2 separate regions of the Homo sapiens genome follow, and region 1 is linked to region 2. A link is a loop called in an ENCODE intact Hi-C map of the cell type or tissue named here. Cell type or tissue: tibial artery. All regions are shown on one strand.

Evidence for each region. Hi-C counts contacts between places; a loop is a spot of excess contacts. Peaks named below come from ENCODE experiments on the same cell type or tissue, not always from the same donor. Only the 100,000 strongest peaks of a DNase experiment are listed, where the experiment ranks them.
Region 1: a loop joins it to region 2, with 3 times the contacts of the local background. A loop is called at or near these places in 2 of 110 quality-filtered maps.

What each region holds. Positions count from the first base shown.
Region 1 is chr10:4,082,461-4,087,460 of GRCh38, forward strand. It overlaps LOC107984195 (a long non-coding RNA gene), which reads left to right. Exons shown (of 10, transcript NR_176060.1): 8 at 224-359; 9 at 816-915; 10 at 1,411-1,790. Among named protein-coding and RNA genes, the nearest start is that of MIR6078, 94 kb to the left of the region's middle. RefSeq lists an enhancer at 958-1,470. In tibial artery, no CTCF peak of the experiment used is centred here; no DNase peak of the experiment used is centred here; H3K4me3 peaks cover 413 bases; H3K27ac peaks cover 1,868 bases.
Region 2 is chr10:4,492,654-4,497,653 of GRCh38, forward strand. No RefSeq gene overlaps it. Among named protein-coding and RNA genes, the nearest start is that of LINC00703, 110 kb to the left of the region's middle. In tibial artery, no CTCF peak of the experiment used is centred here; no DNase peak of the experiment used is centred here; H3K27ac peaks cover 1,281 bases.

The DNA.
Region 1 (5,000 bases), 410 kb before region 2:
AGATACATACAAGGCATTTTTTAATGTATGTAATTTGTAATTTGTGTGTGTATGTGTGTAACAGGGTCTCATTCTGTCCCCCAAGCTGTAGTGCGGTGACGTGATCACGACTCACTGCAGCCTTGACCTCCTGGGCTTAGGTGATCCTCCCATCTCAGCCTCCTGAATAGCTGCAACTACAGGCATGAGCCACCATGCCAGGTTAATTTTGTATTTTTTGTAGAGATGGGGTTTCGTTATGTTGTCCACGCTGGTCTCGAACTCCTGGGCTCAAGTCATCCATCCACCTTGGCCTCCCAAGTTACAGGGATTACAGGCATGAGCCTCTGTGCCTAGCCATGATGTATGTAATTTGTAAGGTGAGATAACTGTCTTGTTGTTTTGCTTTGTCATCTATGTTTATATTGTTCTCTGTAAATCCTCCACTGGAAAAGTTTTTCCATCCAGACCTGAGTCTCATGAGCTACGGCTAAGATGTAATCACTCCCAAAGAAACATGCACTCTCAACAACATTTTTGACATACTTGATTGTTTACCATTGCTTTGCATGGAGGGGAATGAAATGGACCTTTTAGAATCAACTTGCCCAACAGTGGATCTAGGCCAGGCTGAGAAGAGGGTGCCAAGGCTGACATTTGAGTCTAGACAATGATGTCTCTCAAAATGCATTTTGCCCTGTGATTTTCCCCCAGCTCCTTAGTTTTCTAGCATAATTGATGGCCTTTGTGGGCCATAATCCAAAACCACTACACACAGGAAAAGGGCTGTCAAGCAGCAATAGTATAATAATTCATGCGTTATTATTACCATTTAGAGAAAACACCTATGCAGAATTGCAAGTTGTGATGGGCCCTTGAAAATCAACGTGTGTGCCGAATCCAGGTGGATGCTGTGACCTCACAAAAGCTGTGAAGGTGTGCTATCGCAGAGTGGAGGTGTGGCAAAGTCCAGATTCAAGAAAAGGCTGAAGTCAGCTTGTGTCCCTGACCTGGGATCTCAGCCTTAATCTCATGTTTAGAAGTGAGGCCAGTGCCATTGGCCATTGACATCCAGAAGATAAACTCTCATGGAATGACAGCTGACAAACAGCAGATGCCTTCAGACTGGCAGATTCTTCTATCTTGTGTTAATGCATCTTTATGGGAATTCACAATGTTCTCTAGGCAGGGGTCCAAGTGATAAGCACCAGAGCTTTGAAATAAGATAGTAGAAAGCGGGGTAGGCTGTGCTTTTGAAGTGCATTTTCCTGGCAAACGGAAGATGGCCCTCCTCATTCTGCCAAAGGGAATTCTAAGAGCCAAGATTGCATAAGAGGATTGCATTTTGGATGTTTTTAGGATGTGAGCTGAGGTAGGCTTAGCTCTGGCTCAAGGATTTCAAAGTAACTGACTTGTTTTGTGTACTTTCAGCTCTCTGCAACTCTTGCTGAATTTTGGCATCTTTAGCAGAGCAGGAGCAATCAGCATTGATAAACAGATTTCCTCTTGTATGGGTGCCTTGCCAGTGCAGGGATGTGCAGTGATCTTTCACCCTCTCAGCTTTCCTCTCGATACTGCATTCATCATTTCAAGAGCTTTCAGGAATGTGGGCCGTGCTGACATTTTGTAATGTCTATCAGGAATTGAGATTTTAGGGTAACAACATAAAATGTTCCTAAGGTGAAGGTTTTGTTGTTGTTTTTGTTGTTAATTGCCTACATTATGACAGTTTTGTACTTAATTATCACCACATATCTAGCTGCTTGAAAACTGTTTCTTTTTTAAAAATACAAAGCAATAAAAATATAAACTTAAATTTCTTTAGCTTTAATATATCTTGGTTCACCTCCTCTAATTAATTTGCCATTCAGCTCATTTCATTAATGTATAATAAAATAACAATTTGACATTTGGATAAGTTAGTGAATTTGGGGCTTATGCTTTTCAAAGCTGATACTTGTTTTCTCTTAGGTTTTTATTATTGTATTAGAGCCATATAATAAAGGAAGAAAAAAAAAATAAAAAAATCCATGGGATTAAAGAAGAAATTATGTTGATTAAAATGTGTCATTTGAGCCAGATGTTCTAGAAGGAACTGCATGGGATGTGTCTTTAGAAATGCTCTGTGTCCTCCACTGTGAGAGCAGAAGACGTCTCTGCATAGTCCTCTGTTCAAAACCCAAACTATAGATTGACCAGTACTCTCACATTAAAAAGCAGGGTTTGAAGGATACATTTACCCTCAAAAGGTAACTCGGCACTCAAAATTTATAGATCAGTCTTACCCATGACATAAATCCATGGAGGAATAAAACTTAATTTGTAACTTAGGGGATGCAACATTCAGGTTAAATGTGATAAAAATATGTGATGATGGACTCCCTACAAAGGAACCGGTGAGAAGGTACCCTAGCTACTGAGAAGCATTTTGTGACTAAAGGACCTTATGGGTTATTGATGATTATTTACATTCTACCAGAACTGTTAAAGCCCTGAAAATTACCTTTACACTTTTTTTTTTCTTTTAAGACGAAACCTTGCTGTGTCACCCAGGATGGAGTGCAGTGGCACTATCTCAGCTCACTGCAACCTCTGCCTCCTGATTCAAGCAATTTTCCTGCCTCAAGCAACTCTACTGCCTCTCCAGTAGCTATAATCCCAGCTACTCCTGTAATCCCAAGTAGCTGGGATTACAGGTGCCCGCCACCCGCCATGCCCAGCTAACTTTCTTTTCTTTTTCTTTTTTTTTTTTTTAAGTAGAGACAGGGTTTCTCCATGTGGGCCAGGCTGGTCTCGAAATCCTGGCCTCAAGTGATCTGCCCTTCCTCGGCCTCCCAACATGCTGGGATTACAGGTATGATCCACCATGCCTGGCCTCTTTACACTTATTTTTAATTATAATTACACTAAGAAATCACCATGACTCCCACTTATTAAGCTATTTTTATAAGCCATATAGTGTGTTAAACACTTTACATGTGTTCTTACTTAACTGTTGCCCCAACTCCATGGAGTCGATATTAGTTACCGCATTTCAGTATTATAAACACTGAAACTGAGTTTCGGAGGGAGTAAATAACTTCCCCTTCCGTGTGCAATCAGAGGTAGTGCTAGGATTTGATTGAGCCTTATGGCAATCGAAAGCCCATGTTTCTACCTTTCCTAGGCTCTGCCTCCTCTGTCGAAAATTCAAGGCAGGCGGAATGCAGTGCTGCCCCTGACACACACCACAGTAGCGACTCCAGTCTTCATCTGAGATGATGGCACAGGTGACGTCTTACTTGGGATTTTGAATTTTATGCACTATAATGCCTGCACATGATAGAAATAATTGGCATGTTGCAATATTCCCTGAAGGACTGTGGTCCCTTGTCTTCCCCCTATATATAGATCAGGGTCCTTAACAATGCCACTGCATTAGATTTAATTATAATCCAGATATCTATGGACATAAGAAAGATAGTTGTTCATTCACTTTAACCTGCACTAAAGCAATGTTTGTAAATCAAACGATGTCTGGAACCAGACAATTCAGATTATTTGGTAAATATTTTGTATACATTGAATTGAGGGATCTGCAAAAAGAAGGAAGAGGTGACACTTGGACCCCTTCTAACTAATTACATGACAGAATTCATCCATCACATTTCAAAAGCAATACAGAGAAAAGTGCATGATTTACAGCCAGAAAATGACGCATGCCTGGGTTGCAAGAAGCCACAGAGGAAGGGGACAGAATGTGAAGGGAGGGTCTGAGGCCAGAGGAAAGGGATATCACTGACAATGGAATCATTTGGATGGATGACAGGGAGAAAAATGTCATTTTTAACAAAACTGTTCATTTCTCCTTATATCACTTCCTTTCACCCGAGTTTCCCAACATAGAGAGTGATTCCATCCGATTGCCAAGTCCCAGTCAAGACATTTCAATGGTTTTGAAAATTCATTCTCCTTCTTGACTCTTATCCAACCTGGCCACTTTCCCATTTCCAAGCGTGTGAAAGACGTGTCCCCTTCAGCTTGGTGCGGACATAATATTTGCTTTTCTCCAGACCCTCCCAGCAGACCCACAAACCTTCTCCTTCCTAGGAGGCTCCAGGTCGTTATTGTTCAAGCTTTCGTCACTCCCATTCATGAAGCTAAACAATCCCAGCCCCATTCATAAGGCTTCCCAGGAGTTTCTATTTTTACTGCCGCAATTCTCTACATTCTTTCTCACAACCGTGCAAGTCTGTCCCAGGCAACCTCTTTTCTCTCCTGTCCTTGCCCTCCTCCTCCTGTAATCATCCCGTCCCTCTTCTGCCTCCCCCGCTCCCTCATCTCATTCCTTTACTCCTTGTTGGAGCATCGGAGGAACCCCAGCACTACTCCCCTTCCCTAAGCTCACAACGTCTTCTTCTTCTACTCTTATCTCATTTCTCAAACTGCTTTTGTTTCTCAACCAAGATACTCTAGATCATTTAGTAGTGGTGGGTCCATTTCCTTACCTTTTCTGTTTTTTTAATCCAACTAAGTTTGCCAGTCTATGGCTCCCTCTTAGGCATCCCATCATTAAACTCACCAACTCCCTCTCTCAGTGAGTCAAAAATGCATTCAATATCCCTAACTCATCAAGTTGCGTAGATCAGCCTAGCCTAACTTAGATGTGCTCGGGACGCTTACCTTAGCCTACAGGTGAGTAAAATCACCTAATACAAATCCTATTTTATATAAAAACAGGGTTGAATATTTTACGTAGTTTATTGAATGCTGTGCTGATGGTGAAGAACAGAGTGGTTGCATAGGTGTAATCATAAAGTCAAAACATTGTAACTTGAACTGTCACAAGTCAGAAACTGCAACTTTACCATAGTATGCATACAACGCACATAACCATGACCATGCCGACTTTTCTTTCTTTTTTTTTTTTTTTTTTGCAGACAGTGTTTCACTCTTGTTGCCAAGGCTGGAGTGCAGTGGCGCCATCTCATCTCCCTTGCAATCTCTGTCTCCTGGGTTCAAGTGATTCTCCTGCCTCAGCC
Region 2 (5,000 bases):
AGCTGTGTGCTTCAGTTAATAATAATGTACCAATATTGCCCCCTCGGGTGTAACATATGTACCAGATGAATGCAAGATTTTAATGAAAGAGAAACTTGAAAAAGTGGAAAGGATAGGAACTCTACTTTCTGTGAAATTTTTCTATAAACCTAAGACTACCATAAAGAAAGAAGTCTATTTTTTGAAAAAATAGTATGTTTCTATAGAAGTCAAGGCAGTTATGTAATTGTATGCATATATTCAATATGTTATACATGTGATTAACATTGCCTTGATAACTACATACCAATAATTTAAATTTTAAAAAATTAAATTAAAGTTATTTAATTATTCTGTATTTATTATCTTTATAAAATTTGAACATGCATAAGGATAACAATTGCATAAATTACATGAAATAATGCAGTCCAATTTTCTTTCATTTGTTCCTATTGGATTTGAAAATTATATTTAGTAAGTCACATTTTTAGTATATAAGGAGATTTATGAAAATGACTTTGATTTTTAAAATGGTATTTAGTCAACCAGAAATGCTGAGGAACGGCATTCTTAGTTGAAATCAGCTTTTTAGAATACTAAAAAAGGATTTAATTCATTTTAGTTTTATATGGTTTTCTTAGTGCTTTTTTAGTATTGTGTAGTACATAATTTTTGATTATTTTTACATTAGGTAGGGACCTAACAGGAAAAATGATTGTTTTATTTCTAAATTGAAACAGAAATAATTTAGAGCTTCTCAGTTCAAAAGTGCTTTCAGGTATGTTTAGCAAATCAATTGTAAGTCTGAACTCTTTCGTGCTACTTCCTGATAAAAACAAGCACTAGTCACATGAACTGTGTGCAATGATGTGCACATAGGACTAACTGGGAATTTTGTTAAAATATAGATTTTGATTTGGTGGGTCTGGGGAGAAGTTTAAGGTTCTGGATTTCTAATAATCTCCCAGGTTATTCTGATGCTGTTGTTCTGCAGACCACACATTAAGAAGCAAAGTGTTGCCTCAAACTTGTTACCATATGGAGAGAAAATAGGAGAAACATGTGAGCCATTTCTGAATATGTGACTTACATGCTTATTTATCTGTCTAGACATTTGTATTACTTCTCCCATTAAAAGGAAAGACCCAGATAACAATAATCATCTCTCCATCCTTCCACCCATCATCTATCCATCCTTCCATCCATCTATTCATCCATCCATCCTTCTATCCATAATCCATCCATCCTTCCATCCATCACCTATCCATGTGTCCATCCATCCATCCATCCCTTCCTCCATCCATCCAAGAAATACCTATAGAGTCTTTTCCATGTATAAAAGACAATCAGAAGCCCAGGAGTACTAAACCATAGAGTCTAATAGGTGAAAATATAACAAAACTTCTAAATAAAGACATAAAAAATAATCTTAGAAAATGATGATTGCTGTGAAGAAAATATATCAAGAGAAAGCAATGGAGAGTGATAAAGACAGTGTACAAACTGCCTGGGCTCCTGTCTCCAGGACAGGATTTGAATCTGCGTAAACATGGGCAGGTGACTTTGTGGGCCAGAGCCTCACATTCTTCCTCTTAAACCCTCTCCTTTAAAATGCAGGTATGATTGAATGAAGTAATTCCTGGAAGGACCTAACAATATGCCTCACATGTTGAAAGAACTCAGTAATTGTTAGTTATTATGATTTTCTGAGGAGCTGGCTTTGGAAACCATATCTGGTTGCAGTGATGCAGAGGAAGTCATCCCAAGCAGAGATAAGAATTTATGAAAATGTAAAAACTTCTAATATGCCCAGCGACTAGAGAACAGGGAACAAATAAGCAATGCAGTGTTTCAGGAATTTGGGATGAGTGTAGCTGGAAATGGGATTTTAAAGGTAGGTAAGATGTTAGAGATGGATGCTGAAGGAAAAGTATGCTTCGTACTAAAGAGTTTGGCTATTAGCTTGACCTATAGGCCAATGGCTGTCAAACTGCAGTGTGCACAATAATGCAGACACCTCTCCCTCATCCAGCTTCTCACACAATCATTTTCATTTTAACAAGATGTTGAAGCATATATTTCATTGGACAAGAGGAAACCAGCAGGGTTCTGAAAGCAGTGAAATATGTGAATGATGACAGACCAAATGCAATGGTGCTGATGTAATTACGAGCTATAAGAGCAATCCAGAAATTTATTTTAAATAGAGAACAAACAAAAATTAACTAGTTGGCCTGGGGGAGGATAGCAGAAAGATATTTTGAGCAGACTAGACCAAATTATAATATCAATTTTTAATAAATTATGCATTTATAAGTAAAGTTAATGACGGGGCAATAGTTAAAACTAGCCAAGAGTTCAAACAGAAATTGCCTGGCTGCACGAAGAACTTCTGGAGATTTAATTACTGGGGTATGTAGTCATGTGAAGAAAACTGGACAGAGGCACAGAGTGTCCGGGAACTCTTTGTCTTCATCTCAGAAACACCAGAATTGGCCTTGCAATTTTGAAAAATCGATTTCTACTGATTTTCAGCAAACCAATTTACCAGAGATCTTTTCACCTCCTCTGAAACAGAATATAACACAGATTTTCACTTTGGAAAAACAAATTGTCTTTGGAGAACACATGGATGAAAGAATTCTACCTTGAGACTAGGAATCACCATCTTCTCTATATGTCAAACTTATGAGACATCAATGGATAAATAAGACACAGGGCACATGGAAACATTTAATAAAGATTCCGGGTTAGGGGTAAAGAGGCTATTGAATGGGATGCCTGAGCAGAAGGACTTCCACCATCCCTGAAGCTGAACCCACTGTCTGCTTTACCAAGAATTGCCACCATTTGAAGTTCTACAATGAAGAACACGTGTGAGCATGTGTCTCTCTATGTGCATGTGCAGTGCTCTGATTATAAATATATTTAAATCAGGCTAGGTGCTGTCACTCATGCCTGTAATCTCAGAACTTTGGGAGGCCGAGCTGGGTGGATCACCTGAGGTCATAAGTTCAAGACCAGCCTGGCCAAAATGACAAAACCCCATCTCTAATAAAAATACAAAAACTAGCCAGGCACGGCCTGTAATTCCAGCTACTCAGGAGGCTGAGGCAGGAGAATAGCTTGAACCCTGGAGGCAGAGGTTGCAGTGAGCTGAGATCATGCCACTGCATTCCAACCTGGGTGACAAGAGCAAAACTCTGTCTTTCTCTCTCTCTCTCTCATATATATATATTATATCATCACATAATATATATAATATATATCATATAATATATATATATTATATATCATATAATATATATATTATATATATCATATAATACATATATATTATATATATCATATAATATATATATTATATATATCATATAATGTATATATTATATATATCATATAATGTATATATTATATATATCATATAATGTATATATTATATATCATATTATATATATTATATATATCATATTATATATATATTATATATCATATTATATATATATTATATATATCATATTATATATATATTATATATATCATATTATATATATATTATATATATATATAAAACTGCTTTGCTCACCAATATTTCAGTCATGACCTTACATTGATAAAAATAGCATTTCCCATGTCCCATTTTGATAGTGGATACTGGCATTACTGTCTTTGCTTTTTTAGGAAGATAATTCTGACACCGAGGGGGCAGTTGGACTGGAAGGTCAAGATCAGTTGTATTCTAATAAAAGAAAAAAGAAAAGTCCTAATTTGTAGTGTTTGTAGATTTCATACTGTGAATACTCCAGCTATGGTCAGTGTCTTTCTTTTTTTAAATTTTTAATTTTTGTGGGTACATAGTAGGATATTTACAGAGTACATAACATGTTTTCATACAGGCATGCAATGTGAAATAAGCACATCATGAAGCATGGAGTATCCACCCCTACAAGCATTCATCCATTGAGTTGCAAATAATCCAGTAACCATCCTTCTACTCTCTATGTCCATGAGTTCAATTATTTGGATGTTTAGCTCCCACAAATAAGTGAGAACATGTGATGTTCATCCTTCTCTGCTGCAGTTATGTCACTTAACATAATGATCTCCAGTTCTACCCATGTTGTTGCAAATGACTCAATCTCATTCTTTTTTATGGCTGAATGGTACTCCATTGTGCATATGTACCACATTTTCTTTTTTTTAGCTTTTTTTTTAGCTTTTTTTGTTTTTTTCGAAATGAAGTTTCATTCTTGTTGCCCAGGCTGGAGTGCAATGGCAGGATCTCAGCTCACTGCAACCTCTGCCTCCTGGGTTCAAGTGATTCTTCTGCCTCAGCCTCCCGAGTAGCTGGGATTACAGGCCTGCACCACCACGCCCGGCTAATTTTGTATTTTTTAGTAGACTTGGGGTTTCTCCACGTTTGTCAGGCTGGTCTTGAACTCTGGACCTCAGGTGATCTGCCTGCCTTGGCGTCCCAAAGTGCTGGGATTACAGACATGAGCCATGGCGCCTGGCCATTTTTTAACTTTTATTTTAGGCTCAGGGACACATGTGTAGGTTTGTTATATAGGTAAGCTCATGTCACAGGGAGTTGATGTACAGATTATTTCATCAGGTACTAAGCCTAGGACCCATTAGTTACTTTTTTTCTGCTCCTTTCCCTCCTCCCACCCTCTACCCTCAAGTAGGCTCCAGAGTGTGTTGTCCCTTCTTACGGTCAGTTTCAAGCTAGCACTTGTTTCACCGGCTCACAAAATTATTGAGCATTCAGCTCTGTGCTCTTGCAGGACTATCCAAGCTGGGCCCCATCCCCACTGGGAAGAGCTCTTCATCAAGAGGACAGGTAGGAAACCATGGACCAACACAAGACACTAAAGACTGGTGGCTGGAGGAGCTAATGCAATGGTGTTCAAATGCGGCAAAGCGTACGATTTGATAGACATTTTTGAGATTGAGGAAATCTGGCAACTGACAGATTTTTTTTAAAAGAGAAGTCATGGAAAAGTATCAATTTTATCACT